Regions from separate parts of the Mus musculus genome. Here all the other regions are linked to region 1. The links are chromatin loops, found by intact Hi-C in ENCODE. Cell type or tissue: heart. All regions are shown on one strand.

Region 1 (8,000 bases):
TTTTCTTAGCCTGGGCTACATGGAGATCTGGGGGCTAGCCTGGTCTACAAAGACAGGCCCCGTCTCAAACAAATGATAAGTTGCTTAACTCAAAGCGTTGTTGTAAAGATTAAATGTGTAGGTTCTTAGAGTAAGAGCCCAGTGAGTCTCTACTGAGTGATATTATCGTGTGGAGTTGGGACAGTGCTTATCCACTGTCCCCAGGAAAGCGGCCACTTGCCTCTCTGATCATTTCTCTTCAAGGGAAGAGCTGGAGAGGACTGGCTCGAAGGTCCATCAGGGAATCTCCTTGTTGCAGGCTCTATCAGTGATAAGAGCACATGTAAAGGCATCAAGTTTAGCCCCTCACAGGACATATTCTTCTAAAAAGCACTCCCTGTGGCAATGGTGGCATACGTCACTAACCCCGTGGCTGAAGTTCAAGGTCACACTGGGCTATGCAGTGAGACTACACCCCAAATCACAACAAAGTACTTTGACCAGACACTCAAAACCTAAAGCTAACCTTTGTGGTTTCTGGGGATGTTATCTGCTTGTTAAGTCCCAGACATGGACACCCCAAGAAACACTGTGGGACCTGCAGGTTGCGGAGAAACATGGGCTCATTCATGAAATGATCCCCAAAGCTAACTTCCTCTGGTTCACCAGGAGCCATGTAAGGCACTGGCTGCCCACAGTGCTGACCCCGAGGCAGGACTGTGTTCTTTTATGCTTCTGTTTTGAGATAGCTTCTCTCTGTGTTCTCTAGGCTGGTCTCACTCCAGCACGTGATTCTCCCAGGACAGCTGTATTCTGCTGCTCTGCAAGAGATCCAGCCTGCTGGGTCTGAGTCCCCCATCACATGCTCAGGAGGTAGGTGTTGCCTGTTGTCCAACACCTTTTGCAAAGAACAGCAAGACACAGAGCAGATAATCTGTAGGTCACACCAGCTCCTGTCAAAATTTCTTTGTGGGCACTTTCTATTCTCAGAGGAATGTCTAGTGATACCTATGATGTCTGGAAAAGGGCTGCAAGAATGTTGGACTGCAATGTTATTCTGCCATCTTGTGGTAATCACATTGTCAGGATCTATCTATCTATCTATCTATCTATCTATCTATCTATCTATCTATCATCTATCTCTCATCTCTCATCTATCGATCTACCTATTCTGCCTGCCTATCTATATCATCTTTCTATCTGTTTATTTATTGTGGACTGGAACCTAGAAGTTATCCAGGATATTTCCTTTTCTGAAAAGAAAAAAGTTCAGCCTTCCAGGATTCTTTATTAATAACCATTACACTCTATGAAGAATATGTTATCCAAACAGCAAATTATAGCAGAACGTGGTAGCAGACACCCATAATCCCATCTCAGGAGGCAGAGGCATGTTTGAGGTCAGCTAGTCTCTATAAGTGAGATCCTGTCTCAAAAAAAAAATCAAGTTATACTGAGATCAATTTTTTAAAACATATTTCTTAAATTTTATTCATATGGGTGTTTTGCTTATATTTTATGCCTGTGCACCATGTGTATGCCTGGTGTGAGTGGAAGTCGGAAGAGAGTGTCAGATGCCCCTGGAACTGGAGTTACAGACAGTTGTGAGCTGCCATGTGGATGCTGGGTATTGAACTCAGGTCCTCTAGAAAAGCAGCCAGTGCTCTCATCTACCAAGCCATCTCTCCAGCCCCTTAGAGTAATTTTAAAGTTGAGAATGGGGGTGCACACCCATTATAACCCCAGCATGTAGGAGGTGGAGGCAAGAGGACCATGGGTCAAGGCTGTCCTGGTCTCAAAAACAAACACAACTATCAGTCTCAGTTCTTGTGTGCGATAACCTCAAATGTTCGTTCAGTTGATGTCTGTTTGCTGTGTGGAGCAATGTTAGGCTTCCAGAGATAATGAGATATGATCTCTGCTTTCAGGGAGCTCTAAAAATGCTGAAAAAGGGCAACTTATATACACGTCTAAACTAGGAATGGTGGCATGGCACTCTCCTGCAACCCAAGTCACAGGAAGACAGAAGCAGGAGGGTCACTAGTTTGAGGCCAGCCTTGGCTTGACAGAGCCACTTGTCTAAAAATAAAAAAAGTTCAAATCTAAATTACAAGGCCCAAAGCATGCATTTGTTATAATAAGAGATACAATGGACTGGGGTTGAGACACTTTGGAAATCAGGCAAAATCTACTGAGAAAGGTGGCACTAGAGTCCCTCTAGGGAGTCACTATACCTTCTTGGGAAAACAGGGCATGGTGGGCCTGCCTGAAACTTCAGCATGTGAGGGATAGACACAGGCCAATCAGGAGTTGGAGGCCCGTCTAGCACACATGAGACCCTGTCATAAAGACAAACCAAAGGAGGCACATAGGAGGGTTCTAGGTAGAAACCTGTGGGTCAGTACAAAATTTTTGGATCAAGTACCACTATCCCAGTCATAGTACATAATTTTTTTCAGCTCTTTGAGGCAGAGTTTCTCTGTGTAGCTCTGACTGTCCTAGAAACTTACTTTGTAGACCAGGCTGGCTTAGAATTTACAGATCTGCCTGCCTCTGCCTTCTAAGGGCTGGGATTAGAGACGTGAACTAGTCCCATTGCCCAGCCTAGTCAAAGTATTGTATTTGTAAAATACTTGGACATAATTTAATGCACAAGTGGAAAGGAAGCTATTATGATTGGCTCTTGTGTTTTCTTCCCGCATCCCACAGGATTGTCAGGTCTGTTTACACACACACACACACACACACACACACACACACACACACACACACAGATAACCATACCCCCACACACACTCACATTCACTCACCCACCCACACCGGTGGCTTTAATGAGAAGGGTTATTTAAGATTATTCTGATGAGTTTTGTTTTAAAATTCAGTGTTCAGCAGGTAAAGGCCCTCACCACCAAACCTGATGTGGGCGGAGAGAACCAGTTCCTGTGAGGTAACCTCTGGCCTCCACTCGAAAGCTCCAGGTGGGCACATTCCCCTCCCCCAGCAAGATAAATAAATGTATGAGTGGTAAAACACTGATTGACTGAAAGTGAATAAGGGAGACAGGAGGGCGTCTGGGAAAGAGAGTGGGTCTGTTCTGCCTAAGCCAGGCGCTAATCCACAGCAGGGTATTGTTTATCTGTCTTCAGGAATCTGGAAATGTAACTAGGAACATCAGAAAAACCTCTCAGTAGAGCAGAGTCGACTGAGAGGTTGACAGCAAACTGGGGATCTGTGATGGTGTTCAGGAGGCACAAGGGAAAGAGAAGCGCACAGAGGCAAGGACAGACCTCAAAGGATGCAGATGCCTCTGGAACCCTGTAGCTTGAGGTGAACCTGAGATGAGGTTTTTCATCTGGAAGTGTCCTGACAGGGACAGACTGTTTGAGGACACCTTAGCAGTTTTGCCCAGTTATGGTGGCACACACACAGGATCTCAGGAGATAGAGGAAGGGAGATCAGGATTTCAACACTGTTCCCAGCTCCATAGGGAGTTCCCAGGCAGTCTATGTATCTCAAGTCCAGGGCTGAGACTCAAACCCTGGTCTCTTTGAGCACTAGGAAGTCTACCACCTACCTTTTTTTTTCCTTATTTTTTTAAAAGACTTATTTATTTATTATATGTAAGTACACTGTAGCTGTTTTCAGACACACCAGAAGAGAGTGTCAGATCTCGTTATGGATGGTTGTGAGCCACCATGTGGTTGCTGGGATTTGAACTCAGGACCTTATGAAGAACAGTCAGTGCTCTTAACTTCTGAGCTATCTCTCCAGCCCTACACCTCCAGCTCTAAGTGGGTCAGACCTCCTGAGGCATCTCCAGTGGCTGGGGGAGGCCTGGTCTGGAGGCAAAGACCATCAAGCAGCTATCCTGAGGGTGGCCTCGGAGATGGAAAAGAATAGACCGCTGATATTTTTCCTTGCCTGTGCGAACCCCGCGATGCCACATCATATACCCCTACATCCATTGCTTCTGGGCCCCATTGAGACCAGTTCCGCCCGTTTGTACAAGTGATTATTAACTCCACGCCAGCCTCAGGAGTCTTTTCAATATTTTGTGGTCTTGCTTCTGTTTTTCTTCTGCCAAGGACTGCTCACTCCATGGAAATCTTGGTTAACCGTAAGATCTTGCCAGAGAAAGCGAATGCCTTCGGGCGAACACACCCAGGAAAGCTGGTCTCTCTCCTACGTGGCTAGGAGCCTCCAGGAAGAGGGCTCCCTTGTTGTGATTGAATAGTATCGAAGCTGTTTTGTGTCTAGTTGTTAACATGTGTCTGCTTGCTTTCACCTAACATTCCAGCGCTGAGAAAGGCCCAAGTCCCATCAGTCTTGGCAGAATCTGTTCAAGATGCTTTCCTCATTTAGTAGTGAGAAAGGGTTGGGTGGAGGCCAAGGTCACTGGGAGACTCTCCCCTGGTGCTTGAGAGAGCTTCCTGCCAAGATTTCCTATCCCCTTTGGTGGCAGATTTGCTGTGGGAACAACCTCACCATCTGTACGGAGCCTGCAGATAGAAAACACACAGGACATGTGGGCCTCCCTGCCCCAGGCCTGCACGAGCTGTAATCGACACCCCTGTTGCCTGCTCTTGGGAAACAGGAAGTCTGAAGGAGTGCTTGTGGTTCCACTGGGCATTTCAGCAGCTCCGGGACAGAACCACTTAAACAGTCAAATGCAGCTCCCAGGTGCAGAGCAAAGTGGCAATCGGCAATAGCTGCTTGCAGGAACCATTTAGTACATAGCGATTTCAAAAAAAAAAAAAAAAAAAAAATCTTGGGGATGGAGAGATGGCTCAGCAGCTGCGAACACTTGCTGCCTTTGTAGAGGGTGTGCACATTAGCTTCCCAGGACCTATGCAGTGCCTCTCAGTGGCTTGCAACTCCATTTCCAGGAGCTCTGAAGCCCCCTTCTGGCTTCTATGGTCACTGTGCAAAGGTGGTTGGTGCTCATAACCCCCCAGAGGCTCACACACATAGTCAATGAATAGTTATTTTAAAAAAAAAAAACAATAGAACATTGTCTTTCTTTTCCCCCCATGAAACTGTCTATAGGTCTGTTGTGGTGGAACTATTCCACCCTTGCTTGTTGAGGAAATCATTTTTAAGAGGAATGAAGACAGGCCGAACTCATGTAGACCCAACCAGAAGAATGTATTATAAGGATTATGGGTAAAGTTTAATTGGAAGAGTGCTGACCAGGCTTGCATGTACCACATAAACCAGGAATGGTGGTACATGCCTATAATGTCAGCACTTGGGAAGTGGAGACAGGAGGTTAGAGGTTCGAGGTACCTCTTACTACATAGCAAGTTTGAGGCCAGTTCAGGTTACTTGAGACTCTATCAAAAAAAAAAAAAAAAAATCCCAAAGGCAAGATGGTGAACAATATGGAAAAAAAGAGAATTTTCTGCCTGAAGCGATGAACAAAGTCCACGGACTCTCACAATAGCAAGGTATGCCATTCAGGGTTTAGGTTTTTTTTGTTTTGTTTTGGTTTGGTTTTTTTTTTGTTGTTGTTGTTTTGTTTTTGTTTTTATTTTTACTTCAGAAAAATACCAGGATTGAATCAATCCAACGGGGGAAAAGTTTACTTTTGCATCCTGCTTAGGACTGTTCTTCCAAGGTCTTGCTGGGTACCAGGATGACTTATCTGAGCGTCTACACTGTTGTGTGGCAAGCCTGAGACACAGCTGATGGAGATAAGAACTGTAAACGTGTCAAAATGGAGGAAGGGATGAGTGAGCTGGTGGGACGGAAGAAAAGTGGATCAGAAAGAGGATTCCCTTGAGCCACCCCCTCCCCCATTCTGTTGTTAATCTGACATGGGTGAACCTAGGCTAGCATGGCCCCCTCTGTGGGGGACCAAGGCTAGTGACACAGGTCCTGTGCCCTGATCCTGGCTCTCATCCTGCAGTCTCACAGGCTGGATGCCTTGTCACTTTGCCTGTTCAAGGTTCAGCACGTGCCTCTCCAGATGGCCACACCCTGCCCAACCCTTGAACTGTGTTCCAGAGCCAACAGAACTGTGTAAACAAGAGCAGCTGGCAGGCTCCTGCTTCTCATGGTTTCTGCTCTGAGATGAGTTTTCTAAAACGCCTCTGGAGTCCAATAGTCCTGGATGTGACTCCAGACTCCTCCGCTTCCTTATTCTACGTTTTAGGCAAGCGGCTCAAACTTCTTGGCATTGTCGGTGCTAATTGTTGGTCCCTGAAAGGTTTCATCGACTGTCAACCCCCAGGCTACAGATTGCTGATACCATGTAGATTTGGACAAACTGAATTGGAGTTGTGATTTGTAATTCATCCCTGGTTATAGGATGGTTGCAAGCAATACAAGTTATGAAATATTATACTGATTTACTTCCTTTTCAAAATTCCCATCACTGTGTATCTAGGTCATCATGGAAAGAGTAAAACAAAAAAAGAAAAGAAATAGAAAAAAATACTGCTTTTTTTTCCTGCTAAACCTCTTTGGTGGGGCTATGTATTTTGACTTTATACTTAGCATGTATTATTATTATTATTATGAGTTATAGCTCCAGCTAGCCTGGTTCTTGCTATATAGACCAGGCTGGATTTAGACTTGTAGCCATTCTCCTGTCTCAGCCTTGCGAGGGCTCTGGTTATAGTGACCTGGCATACTGGCCTATCTAACTTTTTTGGTTATAGTGATCTGGCATACTGGCCTATCTAACTTTTCTGGTTATAGTGATCTGGCATACTGGCCTGTCTAACTGTTTTAGCTTAATAAACCACCTCAGTCTCTTGGAGTTTGGATTCCATTTGTTCCTTAAGCATTCACATGTCGGGGGTTTAGTCCTTAGCATGGTGACTTTAAGATGTGATGGTATCTACAGGAGGTAGAACCTGGCCTCAGGGGTTGGGGGATGTAGCGCTCAGGAAGGAAGGAATGGATGTGGGGCCCGTGATACCCTGGTTGGGCTCTTGAGAGAGTGTTTTTATAAAGGTACATGCCTGGGCCTGTCTCTCAGGCTTCCTGTCTGGCTAGCTCCGACACACTCTTTCCATGATGTCATCCACAATGGGAGAGAGGGAAAAGAATCTTTGAAAGAGCCAACATTATGCTGGAAGAAATTTGATAGTCAAACTTGGACGTAGTGGCTTGGGCCTGTAATCCCAGCACCCAGGAGGCTGAGGTAAGAGACCAGTGAGCTAGAGGCCAGTGTGTGTGAGAGGAAATGAAAGAGGGAGGGGAAAAAGAAAAGAAGAGGCCCAGAGAGAGAGACTTGTAGTTTTCTCACAGTTTTCTTCCTTTTCTTTCTACTAAGTTATTTCTTATGTAGCTTGGGAATTTCAAGCAAACTGAACCAAGAATTTACAACTGAAAAAAGATACTATGGAAGAGAGATGAAAGGCTTGCATTTCCCTGGAATCCGTGTGCCAGGGGCATGTGCCTGCTGATTATTTCAGTGGCAAGCCTTTTAATTAGCAGGCGACGGTCACATGCTTTCCTAGTGGGTCTCATAACAGCTCTTCCAACGAGGTTTCCACCAGGGATCCCGTTAGCTGAAGTAACAGATGACCCAATTCCAAGTTAATAAAGAGGAGATGGAAGATTTCCTAGCTCAGGTTAAAAAAAAAAAAAAAGTCCAGTGAGATTCCTCTCTCCCAGCCTTGTGATCAAAGTGCCCCAAGGCTGATAGCAGTGTCAGCCCCTACTAATCCTGTCAGCTTCCTGCCCATGCCTGTTGTTAGAGAGAGGTCAACTTCCCATGGCAGCATGAATGCTATCTTCCCAGGAGCTCTGGTAATCATCTCCTTACATCTTTCACACACAGGCTTAAGTGTACCCGGGGGATGGACATGTTTGTTTGGCTTACACTATCAGCTGGAGTGTGACAGACACTGAACAGTCAACCGTAAAGTCTTCCACATTCTTCCATTTGCAGGGGGCTGGGGAGGGGGGCGTCATCTGATCAGGGGCTGGCAAGCTATAGACATGGAACCATATCTGGCTATTTTCAAAAGTGAAGCTTTCTTGGCTCACTGCCACGTACATAGGCTCAC
Region 2 (8,000 bases), 56 kb after region 1:
AACCGGAATTGCTCCGAACCCTCGGGCAGCACTGCGGCGCAGTGCCGCGGAACCCTCTAAACCCTCCGAATCCCCTCCTTGTGCAGCTTTTCACCCTTAGCCTCTCTCGCAACTCGGCACAACCAGAATCGCAGCACAATTGGAGTTGTGCTAAAATCCTCTGAACGGGGGGGGGGGGGGGGGGCAGCGCACACGCCAGCACCCTGGCTCGCGCAGTGCCGCGGAACCCACCGAACCTTCCCCCTGCCCCGCAAACCGCGGATCAGGTCGTGTAGAAATCCTCCGATCTCCACCCCCCCCCCCAACTCTCCAGCAGCGTGGTGCCCTAGCGCGAACCCCTGCTCCCCTTGCGCAGCGTGGCACCCTCGTGCTCTAGATCGCCCGTAAACCCCCCCCCCCCCCAGTGCAGCAGTCGGCCCGCGCTGGACGCCCCCCTCCCTTCTCCTCTTGCTGACGCGGCATGGCGGCAGCGCGGCTTTCGGCTTTCTACCGGCCCTATCGGCCCTCGTGTAGTTCAGAACACTGGTGAGCAGTGGGGCACCCTAGTGCTGAGTTTTCTTGTAGCCCAGAAATCTTCACCCTAGCGCTGAATCTCGCGTAGGGGAACCTTTGAGCGGCCTGGAACTCTTGGTCGGAGCCCTCGAGCTGCCGGATCAGTGGAACCCTCACCTCGCGTAGAGCCCTTCCCTCCTGTGGAACCCTTCCTTTGCGGAATCCTCTAACGCGTGGAATCCTCCCCTTGCAACGGAATCCTACCCTCATCTGCAGAATCCTCCCCTCGCATTGCCGCGCTTCACGCGGGGAACCCTAGCTTACCTCAGTTCCCCAGGATGTCTGCGTGGTAACTGGCGGTGCTGTGCTTCTTGCTGCCCGCTAGAGCAAGGAGGGATAGATATAATGTTGAAGCCTCGGCAGGGGGTGGAGATTATTAAGTTCCGCCCCAACTGTGTCACTTAATCCCCCCTGCTCAGCCCAACCTCACCAGGCTTTGGCTCCTCCTCTTGCTCCAGCCTGGAGCCTGTGTTTTAGATGGCCTTACAGTCCTGGAAGTGTTTCTATAAATTGCCTGCTGAGCAGGTCAGAAAGATTTAGAGGAACACCAGAGAGACCAGATATTTCAAGCAGACTTGAATAACAGATATTACGGTTATGTTTCTTCTTCTTCTTTTTAAAAGCTGTTGTCTAATTGAGTAGTCCTTGCTTGTCTTGAACCCCGAGAGAGATACACTTCTCTTAGTCTTTCCATTGCTTGGATGCAGAGTATGCAGTGCCACTCCTGTGAAGGTTTTCCTGACCACCAAGCCACCAAAAGCATAGTTTTACAGGACATAAACAGGCAGTTCTCTTCCACACAACTCAGTTGCCAGTATTGGTTCAAAATTTGAGACTTACAGTTTATTTTAGGCACATTTAAGCAAAGCACAATTAAAAAAAAGTTCTCTGGTTTTAATTAACTCCATCCCATGTGTTCAATAAATCTTTACTTATGACTACATTGATTCTTTTGTGAGGTTCAAGTGAGTCTTCTGTATAGATAGATTCTATAGATTAAGGAAGTAGGCTCATGGGAGGAGTCTGGGGGAAGCAGGCTCATGGGAGGGGTCTGGGGCAGCTGCTGTGGCCTGGCCTTACAGAAATAGCACAGAGGTCACCAGGCTATTAACCACCCCTGCCCCCAGCCTCCTGGGCTGGAAACAGGTTATCTACTCTCCCTTTGAAGAGACAACCCTGCGTGTTTAACATTCCTGGCTTGCCTAGTGCTTATCTGTGAGAAAAGAGCCTACGTGCTTTTATGTTTGTTCATTGTGTGTTCATTCTTATCCTCTCCAAACAGGTGACTCACTTTTGAGAAGTTCAGCCAGATCACTCCTGGAATTCAACACCACTATGGGCTGCCAGCCTTCAGATTCACAGCACAGAATCCAGACTAGCATTACATTTCTGTGTGGGAAGACCCTGGTGAGTGGGGCCCTCTTCAAGCTCTTTGTTAAGAACATTTTCCCCTTCTGGTGTTCTTGTTACAGGAATTCTGATCCTGGAGGACTAAATGGTCAATTTCCCCCTCCCCCCAATTTATATTCACATCACGTCACTACCACCCAGAACCACCAACTAAATGTGTCTTAAAGATGGTGAGAATTGGAGTGAAACTTGAGTTAGGATGAATGTTAATTTTAGACCAACCTATAACCACACTATTGTGCAAATTGAGATCTTAAAGTCTGTTTGTGGCAGCATGAACCATGGAGGTCATGTTGCAGAGCAAGCTAGCTGCTGATTTACTTCTGTTGATTGTTCTTAAGAGCTTGGTGTTTACTGTAGGAGAAACAGGACTTGGAGGTGAACACCTTGGTCTTTCTCATGGGCTGGGGAAGGTAGAAGTTAACTGTTGCTCTGCAGGGGTTAACTAGAGTTAACTGGTCTGGTTGCCAGAAGGGGCTGTCTGGGGTGGGATCTGGTGCCTCTGCCCAGGCTCTGCTGCTCGTGGGCTCCTCGGGGACCTCCTTACAGGATGGATGAAGTCATACTTTCTGGCCCTGATTTTGCTGTTTTTTGGTTCAGAGACCATTTGGCTCTTGAGAAGAAGGCGAAGGATAATTTCCCATGAGTTTACTCTGCTTGTGGAATTGGGGCAGCTGGGCAGTCAGTTAGACAGGATGTCTGGAGACTCTCATCTCCCAACTTACTTTTCTGTTTGGGCGGATATTCTTGGTGAACTTGTTGAAGTAAGGCAGTTATGTTTCCTCTTGTTGCACCCTTATTTTCAGGAGATTTTACAATGTTTCAGGTTTAAAAACAAACTTGTATTACTGAGTGGTGTGTTAACATTCTTTTTTTTTTTTTTTTTTTAATAGGGAACTCCTGAATTTGTAACTGCCACAGACTGTGTGCATTACTTTGAATGGAGGACTACTGCAGCCTGCAAGAAAGACATATTTAAAGCTGATAAGGAGGTAATGGGGTTTGAGACTATTTGGTCATGAAATCTACTCTGGAGAGCTTGAAAGTCAGGGTGTGGATTCTGCTGGGGAGGAGGTGAGAGAGGGAAACCATAATCAGAATGTGTCCTGAAAATAAAAATCTATTTTTCAATAAAAGAAAAAAAGATAGAAAATTAAAACAACCTCTTACAAAGAAGGTTGTGACTTTGCGATGGAAAGATTTAAATGACTTATTACAGTCTCTTGAGGTGAGAGTTTGTTTCTGTGGATGTGAGGTTCCATTTGCACAGAGGTACCACGAGATTTAATTGTTAAAAACGTCTAGGCCAGCTTCTGGTGCACACAGCACAGCACAGCGCAGTCTGTTTTGGCTTTAGGGTTTGCCCTGCACCCCTTGGGCCCTCAGGAACCTGACTGCTTCATCTTCCTCTGTACCTGCTCCCTACCCATGAAACATCTCACTTGGATGATTCGTTCTCTGCCAGTTTCTTTTCTTTTCTTTTTTATAAAATTTATTTATTATATGTAAGTACACTGTAGCTTTCTTCAGACACCCCAGAAGAGGGCGTCAGATCTTGTTACAGATGGTTGTGAGCCATCATATGGTTGCTGGGATTTGAAATCAGGACCTTAGGAAGAGCAGTCAGTGCTCTTAACCACTGAGCCATCTCTCCAGCCCCTTTCTTCCAGTTTTCATTGTCAGAGTCTCATGTAACCTAGGTAGCCCCAGACTTGGTATGTGGCTAAGAATGACCTCAGAATTGTAATCTTTCTGCCTTCATGGTATGATTAAATCATGATGGTTTACTTGATAGATCTAGAATTACCATGGAAATAAACCTTATGGGTATGTGTCAGGGTTTCTAGAGTAGATTAATTGATGTAGTGTGGGTGGCAGCACGCTATGGGCCGGGGTCCTGGAGTGCGTGGAAAACAGAAGTGAGCTGAGACTAGCATCCTTCTGCCTTGCACTTCCTTGTAGATTAAATGTGACAGTGACTTCCCACTCCTGTTTTCTACCATGAGGAGCCTTGTTCTGAAATCCAGAACCAAATAAATCCCTCCTTCCTTAAGTTGCTTCAAAACTGAGAAAAGTAACTAAGATACTCTGCCTCCTGAGTGCTGGGATTGCACGTATGAGTCACTGTGCCTGGCTGTGCTCTGAAGTTTACAGCTCTCCTCTCTTCTCAGCCAGGGGCCTGGAATGCCTGTTGAGTAGAACTCTGTCACAGTTCCTGGGGACAGTTTTCCCTGCCTTCCATTCTCTACACTGCCACCTTGTTGCTTCTGCTACTGGCTTCCTTCCTCCTGGCTGGAGGGCAGCTGCTTGTTTTCCATCCTCATAGCAGATAGCTTGTTGCCTTCTGAGTGAATGTTTCTGTGTGTTCTTGCTTTTGGTGGTGACACTGAATTGTGGGATTTGGAGTACTTGGGTTTGCTGTTCTTTCTGGCGTTTTTGAAATTGTCTGGGAGTCATTACATAGCATAAGCTGTCCTCAAGTTTGCAGGATTCTGTCTCTTCTTCTGAGTTCAGGAATTATCCGTGCCTTGGTTGCTCTTGACTGCAGCCCAAATAGAAAACCTTTTTGCCACCATTTTTCAAGGAATTTGGTATTTAACTGGAGTTCTCTGCCTGCTCCTGGCTGTCACAGGTTACTCCACCTCTAGTGTGTGTCAGGGAGGCTATTTGGCTGTGTGGAGGAGGCTGGCAGCCCTGTGGAGTTTGGATTTTTACTTCCTGCATAGTAAGGACCTTTTAAAGCAGGCAATGTATGCTCTGGTTTTTGAAAGATTCATCATGTAATTGTGATGATGTAATGGGCGAGGAAGGGGATCAAAGCTGGAATTGTGGGACCTGTGGCGACTGTTGGATTCTGGTAGTTTGGACAAAGGTGGTGACTCAGGTGGAGGTGACAAGAAGTGAGGACATGAAGGACTGACAGAACTAGCCACCCTTTGAATGGGGGCTGAAGTTAGATGTCATGGTTTTGACCCAGGTCACTTGGTGACCCTCCCCCCATCACTGACTGAGATGAAGGAGAGCATGCTGTTGGGAGAAAACTGTAAACATACTTTAGTATTTTGAAATGATTTCTGTGTCCAGGCAGCAATGTTGGTGGTGTGGTAAGAGCAGTAGATCCTTCAGATGTGGGTCATCTGGCAGGTATTTGAGCCAGGCAAAGGACAGCCAGGGATGACTCCTGGAACAGGACAGTAGGATCAGGTGTAAATTTGGGAGCACTTCTGTATTATTATTATTATTATTATTATTATTATTATTATTATTATTATTATTTTGAATTTTGTTTATTGAATGTACACGATATGTGTGGTTGCATGTGTCATGGTGCACATGTAGAGATCAGAGGACACTGGAGTTGGTTCTCACCTTCTACCCTTTAAATTCAGGTCTCCAGGCTTGTATGGCAGGGGCCTTCCTACCGGAACCACCTCTGCATTTAGAATCAGAAGGGTGGTGGGGTGTTTCCAGGATGCATTTGAGGCAGCAGGAAACCAGGTATCTCTGGCCAGGAATCCAAAGTAAAGGGGGATGAAGGGCTTTATTGAGGCTGTGGTTCTGAGATCAGGGAAGCCTAGGACATGGCGTTCTGATCTGGTAACAGGCAAAGTCAGCTGTCAGGTATGGTTTTGCTGTGGTGAAGGGCAGGTACCCAGATATAACAGTGTTAGCAAGAGGAGACAAAGGACAGGGGTGGTTCAGGAGTTTTTCTCTAAGCTACAGAGATGGGAAGGTAGCTGAGGGAGAGCCAGGAACTAGAAAAGATCCTTGTAAGTCAGTGGATGTTTGTAGCTGCAGGAAGTGGTCTAGGACTGGGAAAGAAGAGGGATGTAGATGGGAGGAGGTACTTGCAGACATAAGCCTTAAGAAGGGGAGAGAGACCTTGGGAATGGTACAGAGGGCTGAACTGTTTTTTGAGACAGGGTCTCATTCACTTTGTAGCCCTGGCTGGCCTGGGAACTTGCTGTGTAAACTAGGTTGGCCTTGAACTTACAGAGCTCCTCCTATCTTTGACTCTTGAGTGCTGGGATTAAAGGCTTGCACTACCATGTCTGACAGAACCATGTTTATTCTATATATAAGGGACAGAAATCACTGTTCTGTATGTTCATCACAAGTTTGAGATCTATCAGCCCCATGGGGTGAAGGAAGTGTCTCACTTCTTCTCTGCTTCCTCAGGTACCATGCTATGCATTTGATGACAAGTTACAGAAGCATGATTTAAACCCACTGATCAAGCTAAATGGTGGCTATCTGGTAGATGATTCTGATCCTGACACGTCTCTGTTCATCAACGTGTGTAGAGACATAGGTAAGAGTTGGTTTAGGAAGAAGGGTGGGGTGTGGTCAGTGCCTGCCCTGACCCCTTTGACATGCACATCCTCATTAGATCTCTGAGAACGCTATTGTCCTGAAAGTGTTCTCTGGAGAGCTTCGTTTGTCTCCCTCAGCAAATCTGATCCTTTCCTTCCACCAAATACAAATTCTACTCAAGCTATTGATGGAGGTTTTCTCTGCCAGATTATCTGAAAACCTTCTGTTTGACATTTCCTCTACCAGACACTCTGGGATTTGGGGCTCCATGGTGAGCTTTGTTTCAATTTGCTGTGTTTACCCAAACCTTCTGGCTTTAAGTTGGAGAGTGGGTAAAAGGGCTGAGGGATGACAAAGACTCTAAGAGTGTGGTTGTGGTGTGTGCTTGGGGTGGGATAACCCCTCTGGTGTTCTCCGTAGAACTATGCGAGAGGCCAGCATATCTCTCTTTGATAGACAGAGGCTGTAAATGAAGGTCTCTATCTTAGAAGAGGGGTACAGTTTTACTATGTATTTATTTATTACCTGCTAACCTCACTAGTTTTTGTGCTTCCCTTGTGGGTTCAATACTGGGAGCCCTGTAGATCAGGACTGCTCTTTCTGCTGTGTTAGCTGTGATCACGCCATAAAGAAATTATACTGCCAAGTAAGGAAATTTTAAAAAGAAAGAAGTAAAGAGGGCATACATTTCTTATGTTTCAATCTTACTTTCTCTCTCTGTATATATGAGATGTTGGGCTTAGGAAAAATTTGCAGGAGTATAAGCCAGTTCAGTATATGATACTTAGTGGGTGGTAGGAATAGGGCCGATTTATAGTTCTTTATATTGTATACATACACATTCCATCTTACTTGTATATTCTAATTAATAGCTAAAAAAATAATAATTACACTCTACCCAGAACTGCCAGTGACAAGTGGTAATTTCAGGTTTCTCATGCAGGGTTACAGCAACTTAAGTTTGGTTATAAACTTCTGCAACAGTGCACTGTTTCAATTTGGAAAACACTGAGATTTCTAGTCCTTAAATTTGATTAGGAAAATACATTTCTGTTCCTTAAAAGCAAATCCTTCGGAGGCTTATTTTAATTCTTATTTTAGACCCCTCCTCCCCAATTTTCTGGCAGTTTGGGAGAAATCAGCCTTTATGGTCTTTAAGGAGGGTTGTGTGTCCCCACTGCGCATTCTTCAGCCCCAGGAAACTGCTCAGAGGCCCAAGCTAACTTTGAAGGTGCTCCTGCTGCCATGTATTCACGTCTGACCCGTGACTGGTATTTCCTGTCTTGAGGGGGTGGTACTTGCCTCTCCTCCTCCTCTGGGGTCCAGGCAGTCTCTCTGCTATTAAGGTCCGTGGGTGCAGTAGCCTCGAGTGACCATTGCTGTGTGTGGAAGCAGGCGGCTAGATCTGAGTTTTCGGAGGCTGGCAGGAGGCACGGTACCGTTCCTACTGTGGCTGAGGTGGATTTTGAGTCCTGGGGATGTGCAGTGGTGTTTAAGACTCTGGCCTGATGCCACTTTAGTGGTTCAGTCGTACAGCCTTAATTGTTCTCAAGTTTCCTGGAGCTTTGGGCTGGGAGGAGCAAGCATCTGGAGCGGGAGTGAAGTGTCTGGTGGGGGAGGCAGAGATGGGGAAGGGAGGGAGGGAGGAAGTCATCCTGTAGGATGTCAGCAGCCCAGACCTATCTGTGGTTTCTTTCCATTGACATAGGAGTGTTTTAACCCGT
Region 3 (8,000 bases), 77 kb after region 1:
CGTCTAGCCACAGTACAAAATATAAGGAACACTAGTTAGGAGGTGAACTACTTGCATCTGAACCTCACTTTTTCTAGTTGAGTTGTCTTGGCTCACCTTACTGGTTCAGTTAGAATGTCCAGGACCTGCTATGACAGGTATTGTGCACTGTGCTTAGAGACAGTTTCTCCAGCAACTTTTTTGGGTAGTGACTGAGGAGGTTGGTGGAGCTTCTGTCCTTTCATATGGCTGCCTCTTTACTGCCACTGAAAGCGGGTCAGCATGCCTCTGATCTATAGTCCTGGGAGGGTTGTCCAGCATGGATGACATGGTGAATCAGTGTGTCAGTGACAAGGTTCATTGCAGAAACTGGCAGAGCCTGTGTTATGTTGAAGGTGCTGGGTAACTGACTACCACTGAGAGCCCACATGCTACACCTCAGAAATGAGTGGCATCTTGCCGAAAATCAATGAGGTAGATGAGAGTAGGCTTATAGGAGCCTTACATCCCCTAAGACAGAGTGACTTGCATCAGTACCAGTTGTAACTGTCTGTTCTATTGTCTTTGGAGGCTTATCTGAAAAGTACTGTTGGAGGAATATCTCCTGTATGTCCGGTTTAAGATCAGGGTCCACAGTAAATGATTTGTGTTAGCTGATTGCTTTAACAGTAAGACATCTTTATGGTTTACGAGTTAAGCATCCTGGAAACTGTAGAAACACAGGAAATTTCTGTAGGAGTTAAAATAGCTTCAGGAAGCTGGGACTGAATCTTGTGTATGTGTGCTAATGAAAGGTTGGGTTTCTACAATGTGGAAGACGTTCTAATCTCTGAACTAGAACTCTGCCAAGACATGTGTAGCTCTAGCCAATGTGGACTTTAGAAAGCTCTCTAGTCCCTAGAAAAGAGCAGGACCATGGTGGGAGGACTCTAGTGAGCACCGCTCCTCCCTTCAGCTCATGTGTGTAGCTGAGTTGTACACAGCAACACAGCATTTTCTGTTTTTTGATTTTGTTGTGTTTTGTTTTTAAAGTAAAAGGGGGTGCATTACTTCCAGTTTAAGAAGGGATATAGTCTATCACAGCGAGGAAGGCCTGGCAATAAGGAGTGCAAATGGCTGATCACATTGCAACTCCCATTAGGAAGCAGAGAGAGAAACACTTTTTGTTTTTTAAGTTTTAAGTGTCTGTGTTACAAGACATAAACTGGGATCTTGAGAGGTGATACAGAGGCACATTAATGCCCTTAGCAGACTATGCTATAGTCTGGCTTTTGAGGAATCTGGAGTGTTTCTGTAGCATTTGCATCCAGAGAGCCCAGAAGATGCTGTGAGCTGAATGTTCCGAAAGTCCCACCCTGGAGATTGCAGCACACACCCCCTCCAGCCAATGCCCAGTGCTTTTGGGGAAACTTGGGCACACATGCTGTCTCTCAGAGTGTGTCTGCAGGCTCTGTGTGGACTTGAGAACCTAGCTCTCCAAAAACATTGGCAAGCTGTGGGATTTTACTTCTGGTTACCAACTTCCCAAAGGATCATTTCAGACAAGAATGTGTGCCAGCTCTGGGTGTCCTTCAGGGCAGTGTCTGAAGTGATAGGCACATTCTCATGACTACTCTTTTCTTTGCCTGATAGATACCCTTAATACCCAGTGGTGGTTCCCTTGACACAAACACACACACACACACACACACACACACACTCACACACACTCACTCACTCCACCCACTCACTCTCTACCCATTAGGATCCATCCTTACCTTCTGTGAGCCAGACCTTCCACCCTGCTCCCAGTCATCCTGTGTAGAAGAGGTAGACACTCTCTTAGCTGCACAGGCCCTTGTGGGATCTGAAGCTTAGCATGTGACCTGTGCCCCTTCACTAGGCTCAGGACAGCAACTGACTTTCTCATGTAGTTCAGAAAACATTGTGGGGAATGGTCTGTTCCTGACACAGTCAGTGAGGAAGTGGAGACGCCATGACTGTCTGTGGAGTACTAGAGATTGTCTGACCTTGGCTTAGTCGCTGTTTTAAGATAGGACTGCAAGAAAATGTTACTGCCTTTGGCTTAAAGGACTTTGGGTTTGATTGCAGAATCAGAACAGAATTGGGAAGCAGTGGATGGCAGCCAGGCAGAATCAGAAAAGTATTTCTTCATCAACGTCTGTCACCGGGTGCTGCAGGAGGGGAAGGCCAGGAACTGTCCTGAAGATGCTGCTGTGTGCGCTGTGGGTGAGTGACGTCAGTAGGGACCCTCTCTCTAAGGTGTGCAGATTCCCACTGCTTCCCTGGGGGAGACATAAAATGTGGTTTGCTTATGTCTCCTGCCTTGCATAAATACTAAGGACGATAAAGCGTTTTAAAGTTTCAGTGTCAAAGCCACTGAAGTCCTGATACTGGCAGAGGCGTTACTAGGCAGAAAGAACCATGTTGGAAAATGCTCCACGATCTATCTTCATTTTGTAGACATTTGAAGAATAATAATACTGTCAGTACTAGTAAAACTAACTTTGAGTTTTCCACAGCCCCTGGTCAGACACTTAGGGGAAGCAGGATACCTGCTGGTGCATTCAGTGGAGCAGCATGTCCGAGTGTTGTTCTTGCTGTCATTGTTGGTCTTGTATGTCACATAGAGGTGTTCGTCTTAGAGACACTGAGGTTCGGTGTGTGGTGTGATGCCAGGAGGAGGGTAAGGAGAATCTGTTACAAATATGGACGAGAGATTAGTGAGGCTTGGTTGGATTTTGGGGATTACCCTGGCATTCAGAACTAGAGACGCATCTCAGAGTGACTGAGGTCTGTTTTTGTCTTACTAAGGGCTCAGGCATAGACATCTTCAGAATTCAGTGTGGGGTGCCACAGTGGGGTGAGTGCCACACAGGTGTGAGTTTCTGCTTGGTCATGAGTAAAGCTTGTGACTTGGGCCGTGCTCCTCAGCTGCCCACGTTTAAGGGCAGCTGAGGCTCTAGATGCGGAATAGTGTCTTTTACAGATAATGATGGTGCCCACACAACCCTGTCCTTCAGATGCCTTTGGGGGAATCCCATGTATCATTTTCAGCATGGCAGGAGGTGGCCTCGATGTGATTGATAAATTTTTTCTTTTAAGAAAATTGGTTTCCATCACAGTCAGGTTAGGTGGGCTGAAAGAAGGTCCTGGTGACCCGCTGGCATTCGGCTGAGTCTTGGTATACTTTCAAATGTTTACATGATGAGAATTTTCTACTCCACCTTCTTTTTTTTCCCCCAGATAAGAATGGGAGTAAAAACCTTGGAAAATTTGTCTCTTCTCCTACAAAAGAGAAAGGACACATACAGCTCTCTTACACTGATGGTGATGACTGTGGCAGTGATAAGAAAATATCAACTAACATCACACTTGTGTGCAAACCAGGTAATGTCACAGAAGAAGAGACATACCCACATTTTCCATCATTTCTGTAGTAGAGCTGGGAGCAAGGGCGGTGCTGAGCACTGCTAGTACTAGTCTCTGGTGATGGGAATCAAGTCGTTTGGATTTCAGCCTAGAAATGGAGAAACCATATGCTCTCCACAGAGAGTTGTGCTGACACACTCCAAAGGAGTCGTGAGTCTCTGCATGACATCCTGTTCATAAGGACTGTCAGAAGATCAGGGGTGTGGAGTGCTGAGTTTCCTCCACGGGGGGATCATAAACGGCTTAGAAATATTTTCTTGATTGCAGCATCTCACCCGTGGCTGTCCCTCCCCTCTTGAGTTTCTGCATTTGTGCGTGTATTTCAGTGTTCCCAGGATGCTGTGTTCCACACTCCACAGTTCTGTTTATGATTTCTAGGGATTTCCTTGTTGACATGGCATAGTTTTACTATTTTAAAGCATTTTACTGCTGGGAATTTAGATGTTCCATATCCTCTCTACACCCACCCCGTAAAGTTTCCTTTGTATAAATTCGCAGCTGTGGGAAAAGGACACAAGCTAGGAATGTTTTGTTTCTTGTTTTATTGTGGTAGACTATATATAGCACAAAACTTATAGATGTTACTGTCTTAACTGGTTTCAGATAGGTAGCTGAGTGCTGTTGGGCGTTTGTGGCTGTTACTGCTGTTCATCCAGAGAGCTTTCTCATCTCTCCACACTTAAACCTGCCATCTTGGAAATAATAGTACTCCCAGAGTTCTGTCCCCTGCATCTGACACCTACCTATTTGCCTGTCTGTGGAGTTGCCCACTCTAGGCAACTCCTATCAACAAAGCCACATGGTATTGTGGGAGACTCCTTTCCTATCCACAAAGCCACACAGTATTGTAGGAGACTCCTTTCCCTGTGGCCCCCTTTCTTGAGACAAGATTCCACAGAGCTGAGGCTGGCCTTGAATTTCTGTGTCCCCATTTCCACCTTCTGAAGCACTGGCATTGTAGATAGGCAGGCCCTGCATATCTGTGTTAGACAGTGCTGGGGATGGAGCATGTGGCTGTGCTGGCGAAGCACTCTGCTGTATGAGCCAGCTGTATCTCCAGCTCTGTACGGCCGTTCTTTAAACCACCTCTTTCCTAGGACTTTTAACAGGGAAAAAGGTGTTAGAATCGGCAAATAAGTGTTTGAGTGTTTTTCTCCTCCCCCCCCGCCCCCCCCCGGTCCTCCTTTCCCTGTTGACAGGTGATCTAGAAAGTGCTCCAGTGCTAAGAGCTGCAAGATCTGATGGCTGCTTCTATGAGTTTGAGTGGCATACGGCTGCTGCCTGTGTACTGTCGAAGACAGAAGGAGAGAACTGCACGGTCCTTGATGCCCAGGCAGGTCTGTGCCTAAGCAGTGCCTCTGTTGTCTGGTGTGCATGACTTAGCATGGCTGTTAGGAGTAACCTGATGCAGAACTTTGTTCATGCCACTGGACAGAGCCCCAAGCGTCTTCTTGCTGTGTGCTTGAGCTGCGGCGGCAGTGCCCATCTTGAATTTGTGGCTCTGCTGGATTTACTGGTTCCAGCACAGGAGGATTCCCCCCCTACAGTCATTCAAAAGGCTTTTAGATGCGGCCTCGGACAGACCCCCTCCATAGTGGAGTTTACAAGAAGGCCATCATAGTGTGGTTGCTTGGCTATGCCACATTTGTGAGACCTGGAGCTACAGGTTTGAACAGGGTTGTAGGGCTCACACAGTGGAAAAGGGCAACGGCGAGGACCTGTGTCCAGGTAGGAGATAGTCACTGCAGGAATGGTAGCTTAAAGGCAAAGTGACCTTTCTCCTTCAGCGCTGTTTTGCTCTGGCAGTAGTTTCTGTCTGAGAAGCTTGCGTGGTCCGCTGTCCCCTGTGCCATGACTGGCCTGACATACCTGTGTTGTGTTTATGTTACTCAGGGTTTTCCTTTGATTTGTCACTCCTCACGAAGAAGAATGGTGCATATAAAGTTGAGACAGAGAAGTATGACTTCTACATAAATGTTTGTGGCCCTGTATCCATGGATCCTTGTCAGTCAAACTCGGGGGCCTGCCAGGTAGCGAAAAGGCAAGTAACCTGATTCTGGGTTTGCTCTTTGGGATTGTGGGCTAGCAAATGTTTCGTACAGAGGTAGTTAGGTTTCTCTTGGACACCATTGCTTGACAGGCATCTAACTACTGAGAAGACCTGGTCAGAAGAATCGCAGGACCCCAGAGAAGGGGCCAAGCCTTATCCTTAGGCTGAGAGAGGCCTGGGCTTATTGATGCTCACCTGGGAACTTGAGCTTTACTGTTGTTGCATACTTATGTATGTAGTTCTCCTTACTGTATAGAATAGGTTTAGTTGTAATGAATTGAGCTGCACTACAGGCCAGGAGTACTGAGAGAAAGTTGTGTGTGTGTGTGTGTGTGTGTGTGTGTGTGTGTGACTTTTCTCTTTCCACAGCCAAAAGAGCCACATATGAGATTCCCAGGGACTGCAGTGTCTTGGTCTGGCCTTGCTTTTGCCCCTATTTGTGTAGCCTTAGAGAACAGAACTCCTGCCCCATGGCACTCACTCCCAGAGTGACATTTCTGTGTTCATTTTAGTGGTAAGTCTTGGAACTTGGGGCTGAGTAGTACTAAGCTCACCTACTACGACGGAATGATCCAGCTGAGCTACAGGAACGGCACTCCCTATAACAATGAAAAGCACACACCGAGAGCCACACTGATTACCTTCCTCTGTGACCGTGACGCTGGAGTGGGCTTCCCAGAATATCAGGTGGGAATTATCTTGGGAAATTTTCCTGGCCATACCTGAGCCAGTTGCCCACCCTTTCTGTAGGAACAGAGCTATTATTAGTCTGGTTTTCTTGCCAAACTATCACATAACCATTCCTTTTTGCAGTTTTCAGGGTACCTAGGCAGTATGTAGTTACTGGTTAAGCTGTTTATTCAGAGGCCCATTTATCTTAATGCTAGTCCACAGCTCTGTTGGTTGTATTAGAAAACATGCAGAAGCGATTTCCCTTCCCCCAGGCCAGGCTCCATCCTAGTGCTGTTGTTAAGCTAAGGCCAGTTTTGCTGTGGGTCTTTGGGGATGTTACAGATGTAGGTTGTTTGTGCTATCCTTTCCTGTCTCCTTCTTGTCTTGGGATTAGGAAGAGGACAACTCTACCTACAACTTCCGGTGGTACACCAGTTATGCCTGCCCAGAAGAACCCCTGGAGTGCATGGTGACAGACCCCTCCATGATGGAACAGTATGACCTCTCCAGGTGAGCACTTGTTTTAGCCGATGGCAGTAGGTTTGTGGTGGCCCCAGGGTGCAGGGTGTGGTCTGATCTCACCAGTCTGTGGTATCAATTGATCTTTGTCATAGCAAACACTCATTGTTTAAAATACTAACTCAGTGTAAGGTGAAGGTGTTGGCAGGGCCCTCTGCATGTGGAGCTTCAGACTGTCCAAATGTTATGACATGTCCTGTGAGTCATTCACCACATAGTTTGATTCATTATCCATTGATAGTGTCTTCATTTCTCTAGTGACTAAACATGAACTGCTGACTTTAGCTAGTTCACCTTTGTAAAAGCATACTTTTGTGTGAAAACTAGTCTAGTGAAGTCTGAAGGTGGCTCTGGAGGAAACTGGTATGCTATGGAAAACTCCCGGGAACATGTTACACGGAGGAAATACTACCTCAATGTGTGTCGGCCTCTGAATCCTGTGCCAGGCTGCGATCGATATGCATCTGCTTGCCAGATGAAATATGAAAATCATGAGGTATGTGTGTCTTTCTCATGTTTTCTCTCGACTCTGAGGCCTGGTGTGTGAAGGCATAGTGATCTGGAATTCTTGATCAGAACAGGCCTGCTGCCTGCCCAGGTGCAGTCTCTGAGGATGTGCCTCCTTCACAGAAACACATCACTTGAATCTGTTCAGACGGGCACTGGCCATGGTTGATCCAGTACTTTGCAGGGAAAGCTCTTAGTGGTTATGCTGGCCTGAATTCAGGTGCCTGCGGGATTCTGCAGACATCCATAGCTCAGAGCCTCCGGTGCCCTGGAGTCAGTCGCATGTGAGAGTGTTGCTCCAAGTGACCCAGATGCACGTGGTAATGCCACTCTGGGCGCTGAGTGCTTTATCATCTACTGGCAGAGCGTTCACATCTTTCCTGTGGTCCTTATATGTGGTGGGCTTTGGAAGTTGCACACAGACCCCAGAAGTTGACTTCTGCAAAAACAACGTGAGCAATTGCTTTTGTTGCATATGCTAGTGGTGCCCTCTGGTGCCTCAGAGGCATTTGAGGCTGTATGTGTATGAGTGTGTGTTCTCTATCACAACAGCAGCTTCGGGGTTCAGCCAGCCCCCACTCAGGGCTTCCCCCCCACTCAAGGCTTCTGCATTTTGTTTGCCTGCTTACACAGTTCTTAGCTGTGGCTTCATTGGCAATAACTACTGTAAGTAGCAAGTTGACTTCCTGAGGAAGGAAGCCAAATCCACACTCTGTTGCAGGGCTCCTTGGCAGAGACTGTATCCATCAGTAACTTGGGAGTTGCAAAGATAGGCCCTGTGGTGGAGGAGAGTGGCAGCCTCCTCTTAGAGTATGTGAACGGCTCTGCTTGCACCACCAGT

The links. Peaks named below come from ENCODE experiments on the same cell type or tissue, not always from the same donor. Only the 100,000 strongest peaks of a DNase experiment are listed, where the experiment ranks them.
Region 2: it touches region 1 in a loop (5-fold over the local background); 9 of 42 quality-filtered maps call a loop at or near these places.
Region 3: a loop joins it to region 1, with 4 times the contacts of the local background. A loop is called at or near these places in 9 of 42 quality-filtered maps.

What each region holds. Positions count from the first base shown.
Region 1 is chr17:12,790,660-12,798,659 of GRCm38, reverse strand. All of the region lies in intron 1 of Airn (antisense Igf2r RNA), which reads right to left. Among named protein-coding and RNA genes, the nearest start is that of Igf2r, 25 kb to the right of the region's middle. RefSeq lists an enhancer at 5,590-8,000. In heart, a CTCF peak has its summit at 4,895 (motif pointing left); DNase peaks (open chromatin) are centred at 4,439, 5,969, 6,999, 7,849 and 2 weaker places; H3K4me3 peaks cover 928 bases; H3K27ac peaks cover 7,870 bases.
Region 2 is chr17:12,734,241-12,742,240 of GRCm38, reverse strand. Igf2r (insulin-like growth factor 2 receptor) reads left to right here. Exons shown (of 48, transcript NM_010515.2): 3 at 1,835-1,959; 4 at 2,856-2,954; 5 at 6,142-6,274. It overlaps Airn (antisense Igf2r RNA), which reads right to left and starts at 930. Exons shown (of 3, transcript NR_027773.1): 1 at 817-930. In heart, CTCF peaks have their summits at 851 and 4,215; DNase peaks (open chromatin) are centred at 920, 1,690, 2,540, 7,820 and 1 weaker place; H3K4me3 peaks cover 3,200 bases; H3K27ac peaks cover 6,979 bases.
Region 3 is chr17:12,714,021-12,722,020 of GRCm38, reverse strand. It overlaps Igf2r (insulin-like growth factor 2 receptor), which reads left to right. Exons shown (of 48, transcript NM_010515.2): 12 at 2,071-2,208; 13 at 3,226-3,369; 14 at 4,611-4,748; 15 at 5,305-5,452; 16 at 5,974-6,148; 17 at 6,528-6,643; 18 at 6,980-7,148; 19 at 7,881-8,000. Among named protein-coding and RNA genes, the nearest start is that of Airn, 23 kb to the left of the region's middle. In heart, a CTCF peak has its summit at 7,650 (motif pointing left); DNase peaks (open chromatin) are centred at 3,560 and 7,892; H3K27ac peaks cover 2,103 bases.